2 separate regions of the Homo sapiens genome follow, and region 2 is linked to region 1. A link is an interaction called in ENCODE POLR2A ChIA-PET data of the cell type or tissue named here. Cell type or tissue: PC-9. All regions are shown on one strand. Links, peaks and the distances in the headings refer to the core of each region. The heading gives the core; the rest is flanking DNA.

Evidence for each region. Peaks named below come from ENCODE experiments on the same cell type or tissue, not always from the same donor. Only the 100,000 strongest peaks of a DNase experiment are listed, where the experiment ranks them.
Region 2: POLR2A ChIA-PET joins it to region 1 with 6 read pairs; 2 of 35 experiments call an interaction of 5 or more read pairs at or near these places.

Annotation. Positions count from the first base shown.
Region 1 is chr22:36,622,672-36,630,671 of GRCh38, forward strand. The region is part of intron 1 of CACNG2 (calcium voltage-gated channel auxiliary subunit gamma 2); the gene reads right to left. Among named protein-coding and RNA genes, the nearest start is that of CACNG2, 77 kb to the right of the region's middle. In PC-9, for the core only: no CTCF peak of the experiment used is centred there; no DNase peak of the experiment used is centred there; H3K27me3 peaks cover 7,634 bases.
Region 2 is chr22:36,553,678-36,564,054 of GRCh38, forward strand. CACNG2 (calcium voltage-gated channel auxiliary subunit gamma 2) reads right to left here. Exons shown (of 4, transcript NM_006078.5): 4 at 7,180-10,377. Among named protein-coding and RNA genes, the nearest start is that of EIF3D, 30 kb to the left of the region's middle. RefSeq lists an enhancer at 9,383-9,898 and a silencer at 9,537-9,765. In PC-9, for the core only: no CTCF peak of the experiment used is centred there; a DNase peak (open chromatin) is centred at 4,854.

The DNA of each region.
Region 1 (8,000 bases), core at 1-8,000:
ACAAGGGCTGGGCGCGGTGGCTCACGCCTGTAATCCCAGCACTTTGGAAGGCTGAGGCGGGCAGATCACCTGAAGTCAGGAGTTCGAGACCAGCCTGGCCAACATGGAGAAACCCCGTCTCTACCAATAATACAAAAATTAGCTTGGGGTGGTGGCGCATGCCTGTAATATTAGCTACTTGAAAGGCTGAGGCACGAGAATCGCTTGAACCCGGGAGGCAGAGGTTGCAGTGGGCCAAGATTGCGCCATTGCACTCCAGCCTGGGCAACAAGAGCAAAACTCCGTTTAAAAAAAAAAAGGTAAGACAAGTCCTCTTTCTCATTCAGTCTTCAAAACATGGGTTTTTTTTTTTTTTTTTTTTTTTTGAGACAGGATCTCTCTCTCTCTCTCCCAGGCTGGAGTGCAGTGGCACGATCTTGGCTCACTGCAACCTCTACCTCCTAGGTTCAAGAGATTCTCCTGCCTCAGCCTCCTGAGTAGCTGGGATTACAGGCATGCACCTCCATGTTGGGCTAATTTTTGTATTTTTAGAAGAGATGGGGTTTCACCATGTTGGTCAGGCTGGTCTCGAACTCCTGACCTCAAGTGATCTGCCTGCCTCGGCCTCCCAAAGTGCTGGGATTACAGGCATGAGCCACCATGCCCAGTCCAGAACGTGGATTATTAATGGAGGCATAACTCTGGAGAAGATTTGGAAGTGTGATGAGGGAAGGTTGCATTTGGCATTCATATGCTGGGGCCAGAGAGCCTCGACTAAAACCACAGCTCTGCCCCTTCCTGCTGGTGTAATCTTGGGCATATGGCTTAATTGTCCTGTGCCCAGTTTCCCTCTCTGGAAAATGGGGTAACAGGAATATCTACTCGATTGCGTTCATTGTGAGCACCAAGTGAGTTAGTACAAGAGTGCCTGGCCAGAGTCTGCCCCCGGTGACTTCGTTAGCTGGTAATTGACACAGAAAGACTGAGACTGAAAGAGTGAGGGTTGAGCCACTGAAAGGGACTCAGCTGAGCATCTAGGGGGAATTGCTTAAAAACTGACAATAATGATGATGATGATGACGATGGTAATAAAAATGATAATGATAACTACTATTAGTATCATTCATTAAGACATTTGTGGGCCAGTGTGCAAAATGCTCTACAGCAAAATTTCATTGAGTCCTCTTGTCATCCCAATTATTATTTCTGCTGTCAGGATGAAGAGACTGGGGTTCAGTCTCATTAACCCCAATAATGCTCTGTGTGACCTTGGGCAAGTTGCTTGACTTCTCTGGGCCTCCAAGACGGGGTTGGTCTCAAAGTTCTTGAAGGGCCTTTTGGCTTGCAGATTCTAGACTGTACAGTTCCTAAGCGGCGACTCCTCACCTCATCTCATTAATATGCATCTGTTCTTACAGCCTTAGGGATCCCAAGAGAGGGGACCTTGTTGCCTTTGAGCTTCAGATATCAGGGGACCAGATTCCCTGGAATTCATGATTTGGAATTCTAGAATCATTTCTAAATCATGCAGCACCAGCAAATGCTTGGAGTCTGTGTGGGAGGCAGCGGGGATGGCCCGAGGCAAAGCCGTGAACCAGGCAGAGGCTTCTCTCACCTTCCCAGCCTGCTCCTGGTGGTGAGAGCAATGGCAGTCCTTCGCACAGTACTGACTGCATGCCAGGCACCCCACATCTTCCCCGTCAGTGCCCCGAGCCCTGTAGCAAACCTATGAGGTAGGGGAATGCTCTCTTTTCCAGATGAGAAAACAGGCCCAGAGAGGTCAGGCTGCTCACCCACAGCACCCAGGCTGAGGGTCAGAGCCTGGACTTGAACCCAGGTCTGTCTGCCTCCAAAACTTCTGCCAGTGAAGACCAGCCTAAACTGTCTCCCTCCCTGCATATCTTTCTACTCCTTTCTTTCCTGTTTCTGAATTCCCCATTGCCCTTTCATCTTGCTGGCCCCCCTCCAAACCTGCCCCTAGTTCTTTGGGAAAGGTCTAATGAACACCTTCAAGGTGGCTTGAATTATCCCCAACCCCAGGGCCTGGATTCTGTGACTCTGGGGTGAGAGACCCTCTTGATCAAGAACCACAGATTAGGCCGGGCCCGGTGGCTCCCGCCTGTAATCCCAGGACTTTGGGAGGCTGAGGCAGGCAGATCACGAGGTCAGGAGATCGAGACCATCCTGGCCAACATGGTGAAACCCTGTCTCTACTAAAAATACAAAAATTAGCTGGGTGTGGTGGCATGTGCCTATAATTCCAGCTACTTGGGAGGCTGAGGTAGGAGAATCGCTCGAACCAGTGAGTTGGAGGTTGCCGTGAGCCGAGATCATGCCACTGCACTCCAGCCTGGCAACAGAGTGAGACTCTGTCTCAAAAAAAAAAAAAAAAGAACCACAGATTAATCCTTGGGGTCCCTTCCAGATGTAACATTCTTTGAGGTTAGGGTCCTAATGTAAAAGGTGTCAATAAGGCATCTCTGAGGCTCCACCAGGCTTTGTGCAATCCCTGGCAGGGGAATGCAGGACGTTTCAAAAATTAAAATAGTTTCTGTATACAGAGGAGAGAACGCTGGATAGAGAGTCTGAAAATGCATTCTGGCTCTCCCACTAACTTGCTGTGTGACCTTGGACAAGTTGCATCCACTCTCTGGGCCTCATTTCAATCGAGGGTTGGATGAGATGGCCTTTCTTCACTCTGTAATTTGGTGATCACATTCTGCCTTGAGGTTGTTTGTATGTCCTCCCACCCCCATTCTCTTGTTGGAGGGCAGGGTCCTTCAGGGCAGGGCACTGCTACCCCTTCTTTGCTTTGGTTGGTGTCCCCAGGGTCTAGATAGCACCCTCACAAACTCTGTGTTCAGTAAGTATTGTCCAGCGAATGAACGATGCTTCCAAGTATGTAGTAGGCTGCTTGATTCTGCAAACTGTAATGTATCACATCCAGATCATCACCGATGATAGCAGCTAATTTGGGTTTTTAAAAGGAAACTGTATTATGCTTTGTCTGACTTGATAAAGTAGCTCAGCTTTGGAGAAATCGTGTTTATCTTTAACTACAGTTTAAAAAAATAATTTTTCATAAAACCTTCAGAAGGTAATTTGACTGTATGTGCTTTTCTACCTCAAGTCATTTTCTTGGAAAAAAACAAAAATTGAGAACAAGTGCTACTCAGAAACAGGCAATGCTGCTTGGGAATTTAAAGGCACAGGCATGAAAAATTTAGCAGATTGAGCTAGCTACCTTGAAACCTGGTTTTGCATTGACACCTTTTTTTTGTTTGTTTGAGATGGAATCTTACTCTGTCACCCAGGCTGGAGTGCAGTGGCGAAATCTCGGCTCACTGCAACCTCCGCCCCCTGGGTTCAAGCAATTCTCCTGACTCAGCCTCCCGAGTAGATGGGAATACAGGTGCCCGCCACCATGCCCGGCTAACTTTTGTATTTTTAGTAGAGACGGGGTTTCACCATGTTGGCCAGGCTGGTCTCGAACTCCTGACCTGAGATGATCCACGCGCCTGGGCCTCCCAAAGTGCTGGGATTACAGGCGTGAGCCACCGCACCCGGCGACACCTTTAAAATTAGTATCAGTTGCAGACTAACTGTGAGCTCCAAATTCTAACCCTATTTCTGATGCTGACTTGTTTTAGTCTCTGAAAGAGTCACTTAAATGTTCGATCCAAGCTTGCTTCTCCGGCAAAGCATAACAGCATTGACCTACCTCATTCTTGACTACTTCTTTTTTTTTCCTCTCTTTTAAAAGAATCATCTGATCCATACCACCATTTGTTATTTTTATCCTCTTCTTCTTCCTTCCTCTTCCTCCTTCTTCCCGCTCCTCCTCTAATAATTGGACAAAATGTAAGATCAGAGAATAGATACTGTCAGGGTTTCATTGGTCTGTTCTCTTCTTTATCAGTGAAGACCATATTTATGAGATCTTTGTGGATTTCCCTGCAAAGGCAAGCTGAGAACCTTAAACAACTAGGGAGGAGCTTTTTAAAGAGTCGAGTCATATTTTGGTTTCTGTCTCTTCAATGGTTTGCTTTTGGGAGATTTTCCAGCTCTAATGTTAAAAGGTGTCACTTTATCCAAGCAGAAAAGTCCCAGTTGATTAAGAGTCTGTAGCTATACATAGGGAGATCTTGGCCTCAGTCTTGGCCAGAGGAAAAACTGACAGCTTTAGAGTAAAACGAAGACCCCAAAGATGGTCAGTATAGTATGGGGTGACAGGCATTTATTCGGTGCAAGCCGACTTCATTTAATCATGGTATAATCCTCCAAGCTGGTTATCCTCATTTTATAGAAGAGGAAACTGAGGTTCAGAGAGGTTAAGTGACTTGGCCAGGGCCACACAGATAGGAAGTGACAGAGCTCTTCTGATTCCAAAGCCTGTCTATGTCAAAGTCTGTCACTCCTCTGAGGAGACAACCTGGCATCAGGCTTGAGACAGTAAACTAGAGCCAGATATGAAGAGACTGGGGAATCAGATGAAAGCCCCCCACTCCCTCCCCTCCCATCTAGGACCCCATCTAGGACCTGGGGGAAGGAGGAAGGAGTGGGTAGGGGTGGAGCCTATGTGCCTGGAATAGTGGGAGGTGAAAGTGGGAAGTGGATGAGAGTGGGGACGTGTGTGTGTGTGTGTGTGTGTGTGTGTGTGTGTGTGTGTGTAGAGGGAGAGAAAATGAATGAGAGAATCAGGGTAGATACATAATTAGGTGTTGTTTGGTTTCAAAATGAAAATAGCATTATACTTTGTTTGTGATTTTAAAAGCAGGGCATGCTCACGGTAACACATATAGTCTGTACAGAAAGGAACAATCAAGAAAGCAAAAACTGCTTGTCAACCCACTAGCTAGAGATAACGGTGACCCACAGCTGGACTTTGAATTTTACATTCTCAGGCTTAGCTGCCTTAAACTCACCTCAGTCTTGCCTGTTGGCAAGTTGCCATGGAGACCACTCAAAAGCAGTTAGCATGAATGACTTTGATTTTTTTTTTTTTTTTTTTAAAGAAACTGGAGTGCAGTGGCACCATCATAGCTCACTGCAGCCTCGAACTCCTGGGCTTAAGCCATCCTCCCGCCTCAGCCTCCCAAGTAGCTGGGACTACAGGCGTGCGCCACCATGCCCAGCAATTGACTCTGATTTTCGAATTTTAGACTCACTTGTTTACTTCAGGGTAACTGTTGTCACCTGATAACTTCTTTGGTTTTATTTTATCTAGGATGGATTTTAAGGCTAACAAAATATGATTATGTTTTCAAAGTCATGTTTCAAAGATTAAGGACTTGCAAACATTTTGATATGATGTTAAGAAAAAAGAGAAAATTGTGCATACAATATGAACTGAATCCTAATAATATACATATATGTACATTCACAGAAAAAAGGCAAATAACTTTCAGTATTTCTTCTAAAATGTTACCAATGATTATTTCTAGGCGAGAACGTTATGAATTATTTTAAGTCTTCTATATACTTTTCTGTATGTACTCAAGTTTTTATAATAAGCATGTTTTGCTTATACAATCAGAGAATAATGTGTGCTATTTATAAAAAGGAATAGATAGTTGGGGACGAGATGTTTTTGAAAGGTACACAGTGACTAGCATATGCAGAGACAAAATAGAGCAAAACATAAAGCCACTTTGCATTGACCTTAATCAACACCCTTGCCCAGATGGATATTAGAGAGGGAGTAAGGGTAACTGGAGGAAGGAATGTTCATTTGAGTTTCTGAAATATTCTTTTCCTGCAAATGCCTCTGCTCTGCACGATGTGTGCAAACACTAGTTATAACGAGCAAGGGAAAGTTTCTCTCCGTAGGAGCCCCAGAAGTCCCCTCTTATTTATATTTAGGGTTCTGCTTTCCTAGTGGAAATTGGTGGTTTTATCCGTGGACATTTCCCAGAAATCAAATGGAAGGGACAGGTAGGAGAAAATGGTCTGTAATTTCGGTTCCATGGATGTGTGCCATATAATAAATGTCCTCAGCTTGGTGTGTGTTTCTGGCATGAAACTGTCAAGAACTCCCCTAGAAAGCTCTGATTGTTTGGGTTCACTGGCAGGAAAGTGTGAATCCTGCTGTTCCTTCTAGGTGGATATAATAAGCCCCTCCAACCCCCACTGCTTTTTTCTTTTGAAATGAGGGGTAAAGACAACAATAAAAGCCAAGAATCCTTAAATCTCAGGAGAGAGTGGAGAGGTGAAAGAGGATCTGTTTTATGGTGCACCTTCAATAAAAAAGATTTACAGGTAAGTCATTTTCTCTTCTTTCTAGGCACTAGATTGAGAGGATTCAGGGAACTAAACCCCAGGGAGAGCTTGGCATAAATAAAAAAAAACTGACAACTGTCAAAACAGATAGCAACCAATCAGAAATACAATGTTGAGGGAGGCTCCAGTTCCAAAATGATTCAGAGAAGTGTTTGCTTGTTACGGCAAGAATAAGGACTTAGGGGAACATTGGGAGGGAATTAGGATGCTCTTCAAAATCCCAAACTTGGAGACTGATTGAGTGAGTTGGGTAAGACGGATCTGATTTTATATCTTAAGGAATAACCGAAGCCTTAAATACTGGTGAAGAATATGTTCATTCTTCCTTCATTCGTTCATTCACCGTTCATTCATTCATTCATTCACTCAATAGGCAGTCACCCAGTGCCTTCCCTGGGCAGGCTGTGAGCTGGTGATGGAGATGCAGAGTGGAAGGATGTAGCCCCATCCCCAGGGAGCTCAGAGCTTGGGGGAGGGACCATAACCATAATGCAAAGTGTTACATACAGTGAGCAGTAAATGCTGGGTGTTATTGTGGGAGATAGAGGAGAGGGGCAACTAACTGTGTGTGTGTGTTTGTGTGTGTGTGTGTGTTCGTGTGTATGTGTGTGTGTGAGAGAGAGAGAGAGAGCAGAGGGAGAGAGAGAGATGATCAGCAGACCTGAACTTGAAGGACATGAAGGAGTTAGGCAGGTAAAGGGGGCCAGGTGAGAAGAATACAAGTCAGACAAGTAGAACAGTCATTTGTTCATTCACTTCATTCATTCATTCATTCATTCATTCAGCACATATATTGAGCTCCTACTGGGTTCCAGGCACAAGTTCCCAAGTTTCCCAAGGACGCAGTGAAGAAGACAGAGAAAGTCTCTGCCTTTAGAGAGCTTATATTCTAGGGGAACAGAGAGTGAGCAAGTAAACAAATGAATCCACAAAGAAGAGGCTTTCAAATGGTGATGTGTCGCAAAGCCTACAGGAAGGAATAATGTGATGCGAGGGCATGGGGGCGTAAAGGTAGCCAGGGAGTCCATCTCAGAGAAATCACCTTCCATGCTGCCCCCTGCATCAGTCATGCAAAGCCCGGGGAAGTGCATTTTGGGGAGAGGGAACAGCAAGGCTTTTAGGCAGAGACAAGCTTGGTGTCGACGAGGACCAGAAGAAGGCAGTGCGGGAGGGAGACCATGGGAAGGGGTCATGTGGCCACAGAGGTAAGCAGGAGCCAGATGATGTAGCACTGTGGGCTCTGCTGAGGACCTGAAGAATAGTTTGTAAGGGGTGGCAGTGGGTAGGTAGACCAGTTGGTCAGGTATTGTGGCAGACCCAGTGGGAAGCCTTGGTGGCCTGGGTGGAGGTAGAAGCTGTGGGCGTGGACAGGAGATGGCAGTTTGGGATCATATTCTGAAGGCAGAGTCAACCTTATCCACAAAAGGGTTTGATGTCATGGGTGAAGGGAAGAGGAATCAAGGATGACTCTCAGGATTTTTACCTGAGCACCAGATGGATGGTGACCATTTATCTAGGAGGGGAAGAGCAATTTTGCTTGGAGTCAGGAACAGCAAGCATTTGGGAATCTAATATACCTCAGGATGGCATAAATCCAGGTTCATTGAAAGAGGTACAGGGTGGCTGGAGGGGAAGGTAGAGGTCATGAAGGACCCTGTTGGCCCTGAGAGAGCTGAACCCAAACCTTGAAGCTTCAGATAGACCCTGAAGGCCTTTACAAAGCGAAGCAACACTGTCGGGTA
Region 2 (10,377 bases), core at 1,005-9,004, 68 kb before region 1:
GCTTTGTGGCTGGGCGTGGTGGCTCACACCTGTAATCCCAGCACTTTGGGAGGCCGAGGCAGGCGAACCACCTGAGGTCAGGAGTTCGAGACCAGCCTGACCAACATAGAGAAACCCGGTCTTTACTAAAAATACAAAATTAGCTGGGAGTAGTGGCACAAGCCTGTAATACCAGCTACTCGGGGAGGCTGAGGCAGGAGAATCACTTGAACCCGGGAGGCAGAGGTGGTGGTGAGCTGAGATCATGCCATTGCTCTCCAGCCTGGGCAACAAGAGCAAAAACTACGTCTCAAAAAAAAAAAAAAAAAAGAAAAAGAGGCTTTGCATGTGCCGTTCCCTCTGCCTGGAGCCCTCTGCTCTCTCCCATCCCCTGCTTCTGCCTGGCTCATCATTCCTACGCTTCAAATTTCTGCTGAAAGTCAGCATCTTAGGGAGGCCTCCCCTGACTGCTCTGTTTAAAGGGGTTGTGGTAGCTGGTCTGCAAAGACAACTCCCAGTGCTTCCTGGCCTCTCCTGTGTATGCTGCTGTTCCCATCAAGAAACAGACTCTATTTCTCCTCCTCCTGGAAGTGGGCCGGGCGTTGGGCCTGGCTTTGGCCAATGGAATGTGGCAGAGGTAATTTACTGAGGCTTCCGAGGTGAGGCCTTCAGATGACTGGCAGCTTCTCCTTCCTGCCACCTGGAACCCAGCTGGTATGCTGTGGGAAGCCCATATCACATAGAGAGACACAGCGGGAGAAATGGGGTGTTCAGCTCAACAGCCCAGTTGAACCCCCAGCCAACAGTCAGCATGGATTCCAGCCATGTGCGTGAGCCAGCCTGGGTGCTGCAGCCCAGGTGAGCCCCTGAATGACTGCAGGCCCAGCTAACATCATACGGAACAGAAGAACCACCCAACTGAGCCCACAGAACTGTGGGAGATAATAAAATGGTATTGCTGTTTTAAGCCACTGAATTTCCAGTCATCTAAAGAGAGGTTAATCCCTGATAAATTTCTCTCTTTCTCTCTCTCTCTCTTTTTTTTTTTTTTTAGAGAGACAAGTTCTCACTACGTTGCCCAGACTGGAGTGCAGTGACTGTTCACAAGTGCAATCATAGTGCACTGCAGCCTCGAACTCCTAGTCTCAAGCATCCCTCCTGCCTCAGCCTCCTGGGTAGCTGATATTCTAAAAATCATTGCCCCAATGCACTTACTTCATAGCATTCACAATAATCTATAATTATATAATTATTTGATTCTTAACTTGCTAATTTTCCCTTTTTTCTTTTTCTTTTTCTTTTCTTTTCTTTTTTTTTTTTTTTGAGACAGTCTCGCTCTGTTGCCCAGGCTGGAGTGCAGTGGCATGGTCTTGGCTCACTGCAATCTCCACCTCTTGCATTCAAGCAATTTTCCTGCCTCAGCCTCCCGAGTAGCTGGGATTACAGGCATGCGCCATCATGCCCGGCTAATTTTTTGTATTTTTAGTAGAGATGGGGTTTCACCACGTTGGCCAGGCTGGTTTCAAACTCCTGACTTCATGATACATCTGCCTCAGCCTCCCAAAGTACTGGAATTACAGGCGTGAGCCACCGCACCTGGCCAATTTTCCCTTTCTTCCTATAGCACATGAGTTACAGAAGGCTGGGACCATGTTTGTCTTGATTGCAGCTATCCCCAGCATTAAGCACAGTGAATGGCATGTGGTGGGAGCTGAAAGAATGAAAGAATGAATGAATGAATGAATGAATGAATGCAAGGCATCGGAGTGGTCTTGAAGTGTTCCTAAGAGCCAGTGTAAGTCTCTGTGGCTGCAGCCCAGGCTGATATAGCACCAGAAAGGAGATGGGTATGGCCTAAGTCTCAGTTCTCTGGGGCTTTCACGACTCAGAACTGTACAACACTCCCTGACACCACCTCTATAACCCAGATCTCCACACCCCTGCCAGGAAGAATCACCCTTTTCCTTCTCCTTGCCCTTCTGTATCCTGCACAGCTCTCCATTAGGGGACCCGACAGGTCTCCGCGCATGCTCGTGTGTATAGATGATGGAAGCAGGACAGAATAATGGGTATGAATGAGGGCTCTGGATCCAGAGACCCCCACCTTTGAACCCCAGTCCACCACATTCTAAGGATATCTTGGTGCCATGGCTACAGATATTGAGTGTTCACTCACATAGGAAGTGCTGTGTAAGTGTGAGCTTACATTACAATTGCCATGTGCCAGGCACTACTCTCACGTCTTGAATTCATTTACTTCATACAACCTTATAAGGTGGTTGCTATTATCATTCCCCTCTTACAGATGAGGCAACTGACGTGTGGATAATTTGCCCAAAGTTGCGGATCTGAACCCTGCCAATGTGGCTACAGAGCCCACCTTCTTCTTTTTTTTTTTTGAGACGGGGTCTCTCTCTGTTGCCCAGGTTGGAGCGCAGTGATGCAATCATGGCTCACTGCAGCCTTGAACTCCTGGGCTCAAGTGACTCTTCCATCTCATCCTCCCAAGTAGCTAGGACTGAAGGCGTGCACCACCATGCCCAGCTAATTTTTGTATTTTTTGTAGAGACAGGGTTTCACCATGTTGCCCAGCCTGGTCTCAAACTCCTGAGCTGGCGTGATCCACCCAGCTTGGCCTCCTAAAGTTCTGGGACTACAGCCGTGAGCCACCGTGCCTGGTCCAGAGCCCACCTTCTTAACCCTCATACTGCCTCTCTCGTTCTCAAGGTAGAACCCTCGTTCTGCCTCCCTGAGCCTCAGTTTTCATACCTATAAATGGGATAATAATGCCTGTTTAATAGGGCTATGATACCATGATCTGGCAGTGCCTGACACATTGTAGAATCTCAATAAATCCCAATTTGCTGTGGCAAGATAGATGAACAGACTTCCAAACCAAGGAGGGCTTTGAAGCTTTACTGTGAGGGTGCTAGAGAACCACTGAAAGTTTTCGAGTAAGACAATGACATAGTGAAGCTGTGGCTTAGCTCCAGTCCTACCTTTTCCCGCCTCTGTCCCCCCAACAATTAGCTCTATGCTGCCTGAGGTTGGTATCTGAGTTTCACATCCCTGTCTTACCTCCCCGTGAGGTGCTGAGATTTGAACTGTTTCAGGATCGTGATAGTTCATCCCGGGCCTGGAATGAATGGGGTGGGAGGGATGTTCTTGATCTTGTGGGACTCATCTCAAAGGGCTGCCTCAGAGATCCCATCTGGGGCCCCATTTCTGTCTCCACCTCCAGCCCTACTGACTGACAGAGGTGCCTGGGTTTCATATGACTGACTTCGTATTCCCCTTGGAATCCCTTCTGCAGCATAGTGGATGAGGTGAGACAGAGGCTGGTAACTCGGTGGAAGAGAGAGGAGGGAGAAAAAACAAGGGAGCCAGAACAGGAGAGAGTGGGAGACAGGGGGACAGAGAGAGAGAGTGGTGGAGAGAGGGCGAGCCAGAGTGAGGGAAAGATGGGCTCACTGCTTCAGGGCGGGGTGCACCTGGTGACAGAAATGGGCCACCTGACCTTGTGCTGTGTTCCCTTGTTCTGACAGATATGGTGAGGCCATCTGACCTTGTGCTGTGTTCCCTTGTTCTGATGGATGTTGTGAGTCTGTGTGGGTGCACAAGCATGCACATGTGGTCTGTGTGTCCACATAGATGCGAGCGTCTGTGACATAGCATGCACCCTGTCTGCTGGCCTGTGCATGGAAGTGCACAGATGGGTCTCCAAGGACCTAGGGACTAAGCATGTGGAGAACCATGTGCAGTGCCTATGTACGTCCTCAGCCCCAGCGTCACCTCCTCCATGTGCCTCACCCCCTATTCGTTCACCCTCCTCCCCCTGTGGTGGCATTATCACCTTTCTTGGTCAGTCTCTGCTTACCTGTCCCTGTCTCTGCCTCTATTGAGAGCTTCCTGCAGGAAAGTCCACATCCTTGTCATCCCTGTACTCTTGGCAGCAAGATCAAGGCTTGCTGGGGCAGGTGATCAATAAAGGCTGATGACTGATTGAGTATATTTGTGTGAATGGATCTACTTCCAGAAGCGTGTGTGGGTGTGTATGTGTGTGTGTGCACGCACATGTGCACACATGGAAACATGTATGTGGCCATACACAAATGCACATGCACTGTGGGGTGTGGATGTGTCTCTGAGATGTCCATGAATGAGCCTCTGGGCACACACCATGCCCACAGATTGATGCAGTGATATGCTGGCAAATGTTTAACAACCGGCTCTTCATTGAAAAAAAGAATGCTGTTGGGCCGGGCGAAGTGGCTCACCCTGTAATCCCAGCACTTTGGGAGTCTAAGGTGGGCGGATCATGAGGTCAAGAGATCGAGACCATCCTGGCCAACATGGTGAAACCCCATCTCTACTAAAAATACAAAAATTAGCTGGGTGTGGTGGCGCACACCTGTGGTCCCAGCTACTTGGGAGGCTGAGGCGGGAGAATCACTTGAACCTGGGAGGCGGAGGTAGCAGTGAGCCAAGATCTCATCACTGCACTCCAGCTTGGTGACAGAGTGAGACTCTGTCTCAAAAAAAAAAAAAAAAGAAAAGAAAAGAAAAGGAAAAATAAGCCCTGATTAGCAGCATTTGCCCATTGCTGTAGTGTAAATGTTCCCACCATGGCCGACTTCAAGTTGCTGCTGTGGCGTCATGGAATATGGAGTTAGCTGGGAAGAGATGCACATAACTGGCTCACATGAGCCCACAGGAGTTGGCTTCAGTACACGGAAGTATTCATGTCTGTGACTGCCCAGCCCATGATGGGCAGGGGAGGCAGTGCAAAGTTCCCCTGGTGATGGTAATGCTTCTTTCCAGAGCTGTGCCCTGGGGGAGCAGGCAGTTGCTGGCTGCCAGCCAGCTTTCACCAAGCGGCCTTAGAAGTCAGTCTAAACCAATACTCCTTGTTAGGCAGGTCTAGGCGCTCACCAACACAGCAGCACCTTCCCTCACTCCCTGCAGAGGCTTTGAAGTTTTTGGATTTGGTGAAGTCAGCATGACTGCAAGGAGGAATTGCTAAGCCTGAAGCATGAATGGAAGAGGGGGAAGGAGGAACGCTTCAAACCTCCATCTGAGGCAGGTGGCCAGGGATGCTGGAAGGTCTGGAGGCCCTGGGCCTTGTGCCTGCTTGAAGCCGATTCACTGTGTAAGCCTGGACACATCGCTTGCCCTTGCTGGCCTCCACCTGTGACTTCCGTGAAGGGAGAGGTCTTCTGAGCTCCGTGGCCTCTACCTGACCCTCTGGGAGTTGGTCCTTAAACTGCGCTCTGAGTGTTAAAATCTACATTCAAAAGGCAGAGAGAGGCTGTGTTGGCCTTAAACAAGAGCAAGAGGGGACCCTGCCCTGGCCCTCCTCAGACCAGGCCCTTTCCCACATGGTGAGGAATTCACAGGCCAAGGCGATGTGCTCACCCCAAGCCCTACCCTTTGCTAGACACTCGTCTGATGCCTGCTGCTGTAGAATTTCTGCTCCAAGAGTCCTGCCGTGCTGGCTTCCAGGGCTGGCTGCCATCTGTCCTCCTGAGGACCCATGTCCTCCTGCCTTAAGCAGTGGTTTTGGGAAAGCTGGGTGTGCAGGCTGGGATGTGTGCCCACTTTGTGGGAGATGCCCTGAACGTGCTGAGTGGAGCTGGAAGTGGGAAAGGAGGAGGGGTGGGTCATGGGCAGGGAGCTGTGGTCTTGGGTTCCAGGGTGGGCTTGCCCCATGCTGCTACTTTGAGGAGCAGAATGCAGAGGAGGTTGAGAATTCTAAATTCAAACCTAACATTTTAGTTTGTCACAAGGACATATTTGCCAGGACAGAGGATAGACCATATTTTTAAATTTTATTTTATATTTTATTTTAATTTTTTTTGAGATAGAGTCTCGCTCTGTCACCCAGGCTGGAGTGCAGTGGCGCGATCTCGGCTCACTGTAACCTCTGCCTCCCGGGTTCAAGCAATTCTCTGCCTCAGTCTACCGAGTAGCTGGGATTGCAGGCGCCCACCACCACGCTCGGCTAATTTTTGTGTTTTTAGTAGAGACGGGATTTCATCATCTCGGCCAGGCCGGTCTTGAACTCCTGACCTCATGATCCACCTTCCTCGGCCTCCCAAAGTGCTGGGATTACAGGGGTGAGCCACCTCGCCTGGCTGATAGACCATTTTTTAAGGTCGTTAGTTCGATGTGCAGCTGTTAAATCTTCAGACTTAAGTTATGGAGAGTGAGCCTCCCTTTCTACTCTTGCCCTGGACCCCACAAGTGTTAGGGGTGAGCCTGGAGAGAGAGATAATTGAGATTGGTGGGGGCTTGGTGGTGTGGCCCCAGCAGACTGAGGCTGAGTTGAACAGGGAGTTTTGAACATTGGACCCTTCTAGAGTAGACTTTTCCGGGCCACGTCATACAGGGCTTACCTTCTCTTAGGTCTGTGCGGTGTGTAGGTGTCATCTGCTTGCCATCTCCTTTCTCTGGAGCCCCAGGAGAGCTGTACAGTGAGTATGCTTCCCCAACACATCTTAGATAGCACTGTTATCTTAGACAGCTGTTTTGGGGCATGACAGGTCATCCTTCCAATGGGGCCTTTCTCTGATGTCAAAGGTCAAATCCTCCTGTTAGCATTCCATCTTGTCTTTCTCATCTCTTCAAGTTAAGAGAGTCCCAGGGACCCTCCCCATTCTTCTGCCACTCCATGGCTCTCCTCTTCCTGAGAAGCACCCCTCTGCAGGGAGCCCCCTGAGTAAACTGGTAGGGTCATGTCCATTCCAAACTGCACAATTTCACGGGGGAAAATGGAAACCCTGGAGTGTAACTGGGATGTTGAGTGGGGCTGCTTTATTCTAAAAGATAAAACTCAAGGACGTCATGCTCTCTGTCTTCAAATATCTGAGGGGCTGTCATGCTGAAAAGGGAAGGGATTTATTCAGTGTTGTTGGAGTGTGAAGGAAGAGGTGGATTAAAATTCAGTGTGCAGAGAAGACTTTTGCCAAAGAGTGCTGCTTAGCACTGGCTGGTGCTATCTTTGGAGGGGGTGAGCCCGCTGTCACTGGAGGCGTGCAAGTATCCCTAAAGGATATTTAATAGGGAACTCATGATCTAGAGAGTGGGGGGACACCCTACTGTACAGCATCTAAACCTCTCATCCCCAATAATCTGTAGCTTTAGGATTGTTTTAAATAGGATGCCAGGAGTTGGGAAAGGAATTAAAGAAATTCACTGAAGTGAGGACCAAGCTATAAAAAAAAAAAATCTTTATTTCATGTACCAGGATTTTTTTTTTCAGTTTTCTGCTTTTTAAAATTTTTTTTCTGTTAACAGTCTGAAAAAAAAAAAAAGGACTCACCAAGAAAATAAATGGAGGTTAGTTTCTTGAACTGGTCTGAGCTGGACATGAGCAATCATCCACACCCCTGGGCAGCAACGCCCTTGCAGTTCCGGTCCTGGCTCCTTCCCTCCGGACCCCCTAGCCCCTTCTCAGCCATGGCGATGTCACCCCACACCCCAGTGGCTTTCTTCAAGCACACCCAGAACCCAGGCCTTGCGCCATGGAAAGAAGCACTGATCGCCTTCCCAGACGCTCTGCCAGAATTCGGAGAACTGGAGCTAGTTTTTCTCTTCAGACAGTGCTCGCTTGGGTGCGGTTTTCTTGGGGACCCTCCCTTCTCCCTTCGCTCTCATCCTTGATCCCTTTAGGTCTGGAATCTGGTGGGATGGCGGGCAAGATTGGGGTGGGAGAGGGGTAGAGTTCAGTTTCTGCCCAGACTGAGGGCAACTTGGTTGTTGTTACCACACCTTGAATTGTCTCCCATTGTTCTGCCCCAGGGCCCATGACCTCCCCCTGTACTTCTGGGCTGGGCTGGCCGATGTTCTGCCCCTTGCTGACCTGGGAAAATAACTTTCCTTTCCCAGGCAAAAGACAGGAAAGGCAGGTGAGATGTGCAAGCTCAAAAAGCCTTACTAGCCATTCTCTAGAACTCCCCAGAGAGCTCAACCTCAGGAAATGCCGGTGTCAAGAAAAATGCAAACCGGGGGAGACTCGCAGGCAGAGGCAGGGGGGCCTCACCTTGACCTTCAGTCACCTGGGAGTAACTTGCAGACTGTTCTGAAATTTCCAGCTCAGGAAAGCTGTTGGATTTCTGTCAGTCTGAACTGGCCCTTGTCACTCTGGGGAAGAAAGGGGAGAAACACAGGATGCCCTTGACCTTTAGTCTGTGGTGCAAGTTTAACTTTTGGGGTTGGTCCTTACACTGGGATGGAACTGCTAAAATTTTCCTCTCCATTCCCTCAGCCTTGAGCCCTCCCAGTAAACCTCAGAGGATCCTCTTTTTCACAGACCCCCAAAGACACTGGGGAAGCCCTGGTGGCAGAGCTCTTCTCCCAAGGAAGCCTCTTTAACTCTCCATGATCGCAGCAAGGGGACACAAAGTGAAGAAGGGCTTTGGGGACCCCTGCGTCTTTCCCCTCTTTGCCTGAACAGCTTTATGTTTGCTCACATGTGTGTATTTTTGCTTTGACATTGGATGTGGGGGCAGGTGTTCGGGGAGCACAGTGAGGAGGTATATGGTGTGTGTGTGTGTGTGTGTCTGAGAGGCTGACTGATGATGAGCCTGGGGGCTTGGTGGCAGCTGTCCTGGTCATCCCTGGCATATCCTCGGGGCAGGTGGCAGATCTTAAGTCACAGATACATAGAGCAAGAATGGGCCTTTAGTGCTTCTCTGGGTCAATCCACATGCTTACATGGGGGGAAAATTAAGGCCCAGAGAGGCCATGCAGCAAGGAATTCCGGAATCCAGTCCTGGATTCTAGACGGGTGCCCTTCCCATGCATGCGAGTGGTGTGTGTGTGTGTGTGGGTATGTGTGCGTGTGTGGGTATGTGTGCATGTGTGTGTTCATGTGTATGCTCTGTTGGGAGGTTGTGAATGAACACAAAGGCCAGTGTGGAGTTGTTGTCGTCCATGGCTTTGGAGGGCATGAGTCAATTTCCTTTGAGCCACGCCCCTGGCCGTGTATGGGATGGAAGGGTTGAGACTGAGTGTGTCCCTGTGAGTGACTGCAGTGCTGGGCTAAGTGGACTGTGTATGTGTGTGTGAACGTGCCTGTGTGCGTGTGGGGTGTGTGGTCTCTTTCTTTGTTGGATTCTGTCTTCCCCCATTCGCAGCACCTTCCTTGTCTGAGGAAGCCACCTTTCCATCACAGAGACCCCCTGCAGCTCACTGGGACCTTCCGCTACTCCCTCCAACCTTCAAGCCCAGCTCTCACCTCTCACAACGGTTTTGCTTTGTTTTTGTAAATGGATTTGTATATTCGTTTTCTGTTTTTTTTTTCTTTACAAGTTCCCTGCTAAAGTTTAAGTCCCCCACCCCGCCCCATTTTTTGTTTTCACAGTTTAAAGCTGGAAAAGAATTAAAAGAAAAATACTATCTGATTTTCTTGCAAGTAAATCCACTTATTTTGTATTTACATTTATTTATAGTCTGTGGTTTTTTTATTAAAAAAAAATCACCACTTGTTTTTCCTTTTTCTTTTGTAAAAAGAAGCCTTTTTGCAGTGTCATTGTTGAACCCGCTGGGCCCCAAGGGGGCATCAGTGAGTCCAAGGACCCCCAAAGGGTCAATGAACCCCCTTCCCAGGGGACTGGGGGGCTTATGAGTCAGGGGGTCCACCATCGCCCCAGGGTCATCAGGTGGCCCTGAGGTGAGGGGTGAGGAGGGAGAGCTGTTTCATGTCCCCCGGGGGGGGGGGTGGCATCTCCTGACCCCAAGGACAGGAGCTTGGGGACATGACCCCAAGAGGCTCACCCTGAGGATTCCGGGGTTTCCGGCATCTTGGTAAGCCACCGGCAGCCTCCCCTCTCCTTCCCTTTCCTCAAGGCCTAGGAAGTCATCACAGTGGGTTAAGGAGCATTAAGGACTGGGAACCTGGGGCCAGGCAAGCCCCAAGTGTACCCCCCTCCAGGCACCCTAACGGAGAGGAGGGACAAGGGCTCGGTCACCTGGAGGCCTACGATTGCCCCATCAATGCTGGGCGGAGCCGGCTCGAGCTCTGAGCCTTCCTGGAGTTCCTGGGGCACCCACCCAGGGGCTCCAGGGACCTGGCAGTGACTGCAGGCTCACCTGGCCCCAGGGCCCCTGAGTCTCGCCCCCCAATCTCCCAGGGAGGCAGGGCCCGCTGGGGGTTAAAGGGAACAGAAAAGTAACTCTCCCCGAGTTAAAAAAAAAAAAAAAAAGTAACATAAACCCTGAAAAATACAAAGGACATCCCCTTTCCTTTCTGTTCTCATTTTTTTTTTTTTTGCTTTAATGTTATCTTGGTTCCCTTTTATTTTTTCATTTAAATTGATTTTTATTAAATGTTAAAATAATGGTACATGGGAAATCATGCATTTTCTTTTAGATTTATTTTCTATTTTTAATTTTTTA